Regions from separate parts of the Mus musculus genome. Here region 2 is linked to region 1. Evidence: chromatin loops called from intact Hi-C (ENCODE). Cell type or tissue: heart. All regions are shown on one strand.

What was found. Peaks named below come from ENCODE experiments on the same cell type or tissue, not always from the same donor. Only the 100,000 strongest peaks of a DNase experiment are listed, where the experiment ranks them.
Region 2: it touches region 1 in a loop (3.0-fold over the local background); 3 of 42 quality-filtered maps call a loop at or near these places.

What each region holds. Positions count from the first base shown.
Region 1 is chr3:121,722,258-121,724,757 of GRCm38, forward strand. F3 (coagulation factor III) reads left to right here and starts at 1,280. Exons shown (of 6, transcript NM_010171.3): 1 at 1,280-1,545. The coding sequence starts at 1,458. In heart, CTCF peaks have their summits at 467 and 1,466; DNase peaks (open chromatin) are centred at 804 and 1,304; H3K4me3 peaks cover 2,047 bases; H3K27ac peaks cover 1,887 bases.
Region 2 is chr3:121,649,027-121,651,526 of GRCm38, forward strand. No RefSeq gene overlaps it. Among named protein-coding and RNA genes, the nearest start is that of A730020M07Rik, 3.8 kb to the left of the region's middle. In heart, no CTCF peak of the experiment used is centred here; DNase peaks (open chromatin) are centred at 1,265 and 1,425; H3K27ac peaks cover 354 bases.

The DNA.
Region 1 (2,500 bases):
GCTACTGTGAGTGGGACGACAGCTTAGTTACTCTTTACACTTCTCAGAGCCTACAAGGTGGACCCAAGTTTGACTTTACTCAAGGAAAGTAAAAAAGGAAGGAAGAAAGGAAGGAAGGAAGGAAGGAAGGAAGGAAGGAAGGAAGATTGTACAAAGCATCCAAAGACACAGATATTTACATTACAGTTCATAACCGTAGCAAAATTACAGTTATGAAGTAGCAATAAAAATAATTTTATGGTTGGGATCACTACAATATGAGGAGCTGTGTTAAAGGGTCGCAGAATTAGGGAAATTGGAAAAGAAGGGATAAACTGGACAGTCAACCAGGAGTGACAAGAAATCGTTTGATACACTGTCGAGCAAATGCTACCAGTAGGATAAGTGATCGTCTAAGGCTTCAACAACGTCACGGCAAAGCCTAGAACAGGAGGCCAGGAAATAAATGAAGAAAACCCAAAGCTTGCAAGTGACACCTGGCTGCCACTAGGCTCAGTGACAGAGGTGGGCTCCTGGGTCCATTCCCAGCATCCAGGAAGGGAAAACACAAATTGGAACGTCCGAATGTTTATTTTTCAGTTTCATTTTTTGTTTTTCTGCGCTTTGGAGGAATTCACTCAAACCCACTGCGGGCTTCCTCAACGTGAGAATCATCCTTCCTGGAACCCCCGTGGCTACAGAAGTCACGCTCAAATTCTCTCAGGCTTCATGTTGCAGTTCCTCGGTCACCTCGGGAACGGGAGTGGGGTGCCAAGTGGCCTTTAGACCTAATCCAGGGCCCTTGTCCATGGCAGACACGTGCATTTACTGCACCGCCCTGTGCAGCGGACCAAAGGGACTGACAGAATGATCTGCTAGCCACTGCGTGTTCAGGCAGGGCTTTGGAACTGCCCTCTGCTACCAGGAGTGGTCCAGGGGCTTTGATACATCCTCTGCTAGGGCCTCAGCGTACATCGAAAGCAGAGGAAAAGTAAGACTCCCTTGACTTTCAACTTAAGTCCCTTCAATGACACTCCTTTCTCCCCAGCCAGCCACCCAGGCTGGTCATCCAGGGATCAGCCCGGGAGCCTGGGTCTCCGCAGTACCTGGATCCGCCTGCGCCGAAGGGGCAGCTCGGTGCTCCGCGGCGCTGTTGAATCACGGTTGAGTCACCCCTTTCGGGGTCTCGGAGTTTCCTACAGGAGGGGAGTGGGCGGGGCAGGGGTGTGGACTGATCGGGAGCCGCCCACCGCGAAAGCGAGTGACCCGGGCCGGGGGGCGGGGAGTCGCGAGCTTCGGCGGAGGCGGCGCGGGGTGGAGAGGAGCCGGTGTCCGCGCGGCCCTTTATAACGCACCCCGCGCCGACCCCGGCAGCCTGGGTACAGCCGGTACCCATCACTCGCTCCCTCCGATCGCTCCTGTAGCGTAGCCAACGCGCCGCCGCTGAAGCCCCGAGACCTCGCCTCCAGCCCTTGGACATGGCGATCCTCGTGCGCCCGCGCCTCCTAGCGGCTCTCGCGCCCACGTTTCTCGGCTGCCTCCTCCTCCAGGTGACCGCGGGTGCAGGTGAGTGGCATTGGTCCTGAGAAGCCGGGGGCGCTCCGCCCGCGGGAAACAGAGAACCTATCTGGCTAGCTGGGGGGGGAGGGGGGGTGCTGCTCTGGTTCCTTGGGGACACCAAGGTGTCCGGCTGTACCTGTGGATTTGGCTGCGCTCGCCCTGAGGATTTGAATGAACAATGGGATGGAAGGTAGTTGGTGCCCGGACTCCTGGCAGTTGTCACTGCTAAAGATGCCTGCTTTGTGCGTCCACCGCGGTTGCATAAGATAAAACTGAGATTCCAGCTTTAACTCTGAGGGAGAGTTTCCTAGATGTTGGGCCCTTGAAGGTGGCAGGCTCGTGGGCCCGCCTTTGCCAAAGTCGGCGTGCTTTGCGCTTTGCGTGGCTTGCATGTTATCTCTGACAAGGTGTGCGCCTTCCCGTAATAAATAGGTGTTCTTGTGGCCTTTGGTTTCGGTCTGATAGAAGCAAGGCTGTTGTAAACTCAGGCAAGACAGAGTGCATACCCACATCTACCCAGTGCTGAGTTGAGGCAGAGGCTGAAACCAGGGGGCTTGCAAAACGAGACGTTGATGACAGCACTTTAATGGAATAGCATCCCACCATGTGACAGGTGCCACGTGGGCTGCACGTCTGACGAGCTCTCCTTGAGAATTTCAGTGTAAAGATATTTTAGATTACAATGGGAAAAGTCCGGTTAGACTCTTTTTTTTTTTTTTCGTTTATGTGCATTCCTGACTCTCACGTGTGTGGGGGACTAGCCCTGTTTGGAATTTATTCAAACCCTTCCTTGCGGCCTCTCCGACGGCTTCGGAAGAGTCCGGGACTCTCTGGCACCTTGGGCCCTCCTTCTGTGTCGTTTTAAAGTGGGCTTTCCCTGGAATAGTTTAAAGGAGGACTTCAGGATCTTCAGCTCTTTCCACGGATTGCAGTATGGGTGTTGCCTAGAGGACTATATGGC
Region 2 (2,500 bases), 73 kb before region 1:
TTGGGGGTTCAAACTCAGTTACTTGAATGGGAAGCCCTTTAACTCTTCCCCCTACCATATCCTGCACTCCCCTCTCTCCCTCTTCCTCCCCCCACCCCCGTCTCAAATTCATCAACAAGGACACAGATGTTGTCTCTCTGCAAAGGATAAAAGATGAATGTGTATTTGTATTGCTTAACTTAAAAATGTTTTTGGAACTGGCAAATTTGCAATAAGTTTATTATGCATAGACTTCTAATATTATTTTGGTTCTGTGTAAATTAAACTTTCTTTATTTGAGAAAATCCACTAGACATTCTTTCTATAATATGGCTCATGTGTTTTGATGGGCTTGTCCATCTGCAAAATTGGAAATAAATAGAAAAATAGCAAACCAAAGTAGTAAACAGTTATGCTCAATATTCTGTTTTCAAGGTACCTTAATTATTAATAATGTATGTATTAGTATCTATTTTGTTGTCTATAGTGGATATTTATTTATCCATTTTTTTGTGTGGAGTATGTGGATGTATATGCCAGGGCACATATATGGGAGATCAAGGCCACCTTTGGCAGTTGGTCCTCTCTGTCATTGTGAGGGTCCAGAGGTCAAAGCTGGGTCTTCACGCTTGCTAGTGCCACCTGTTTCATTTTTAAACAAAAAAGAAAATATTATTATTCTTAAGACATTGAAAATAATTCGTAAGAGTTTTTAATGATGTGAGAAAATGTTTAAAATATGCCAGATGAAAAAAAGTCAGCACAAGGAGACTTCCCTAACTATGAAACTGTAAGCTTGTCTGTGTAACTGCGTGTAGAGTCTGATATTAAAGAAAGAATACCAAAACACAAACGATGCTTTCAGAGCATAGACATCAGAGGCAGGCCTTCTTTTCTTTTTCTTTTTTTCTAATTTTATTTTTTAAAATAAACTATCTACAATGACCATGAGACAATTTCACATGGAGAGATGGCGGGAGTGTCCTTTGTGTCCTGATTAGCACACATACTGCAGGTGGGTACTTTTCATGGGGTCCTCACAGCAGTGCAGGGGGTGACAGTGCTTCTGTCCTCTAGACAGAGAAAGACCCAAGGCACAGAAGGGTTAAGTGCCCAAGCCTGCCCAAGGTTCTGTCCACACTTCCTGGTCCTGACTCTGACGTCACACCTGACTGATTAGAACGGCGGGCGTCCCAGGTGCATCTTGGGTACATGTTTTCTTGCTGAACTGGTGATCATTACAGCCGCAGCATAAGTAGCAGATGGGAGTGTGGAGGTTCACAGGCTCTGATGGGCATGTGGTAATTTTCCATTGTGACAGGCCAGAAGTCCAGAGAGATCCTTAAAGAACCCCTAAATCCTCACCTCTTTCCAGTGAAAAGTCTGTGTTGGAGACGGAAAATGCTTGACTTGTTAGAAAACTGCCTGGACTAACGTGAGGCTAGCTGGCTGCGTGGGTGGAAAGTTATTTACTTAAAAATTGAATTCTTGATTTGCATCCAACCTTTTCTAATGACCCATTTAAGGAAAGGGAAGCACTCCCTCGTGGGACCAGTTTACAAAGTCTTGAGAAACCTGCAACTGAGTTTATCTTACAAAGGGCGCATCCCTGACTCAGCCTGGAAGTCAGGAGTCTTGCAGGAATGCAGAGGGCTCCCTAGACAGATGAAGGACCCTGATTTCACTGCAGAAGCATCTTTTTAACAGCAGGCAGCATCAAGCCCTCAGCTTCAGACCAGTCCGGACACGCTTCTCCAGTACAAGCTGCCTAGAGTGATGCTTCTCGGTTCATGGCTTTCCCTAAAGACATCCCCCTTTCTCCCTTACTACAACTGCCCATCCCCCAGCCTCAATCTATTTTCTGGAAAGGTCTATAGTCTCTTTGAAGACAGCTCTGTTTGTTTTTTTTTTGTTTTTTGTTTTTTGTTTTTTTTTTTGTTTTTTTTTTTTTTACGAACAGTTGGAGAAACTATTTAAATGAGCACGCACACTCCATACTAGACATCTGCAGGACTAAGTTCTCTAACAGTTTTCTGATGGCACAGTGGTGGGATGGGCTTGGTGATAATCCAGAGAATTGCAGAGGGAAGGGGCTGGAGCAGGAAACCTAGGCTCCCAAGGCTGACTTGCTGTAAAACTGGGTTAAGGGTCAGCTCTCCCTCCAAGTAACTGAGGCCTGTCTCTAAACTCTCTCGAGAACGCTCCTTCAGCGCAAAGCACCTTTGATCGCTGCCTGTTCTTCAGCCTGGGCAGACACAGAGAAGGCCTGCAAGAAAACACAATGCCCTGATTTTCTTTCTGTCTGTCATGGACTCGAGGCCAACAGTGTGCTGTGGTGAATGACGTCATAAAGTAGCTAGGCATCATTTAACGTTTCTCTTTAAGCTATTTCTATTTTTTAGTGTATGTATGTATGTATGTATGCACATACATACATAACACGTATCTGTGATGTATAGGGGAGTACCATGGTACATGTGTACAAGTCAAAGGACAACTTGTGGGAGTCAGTTCTCTCTTT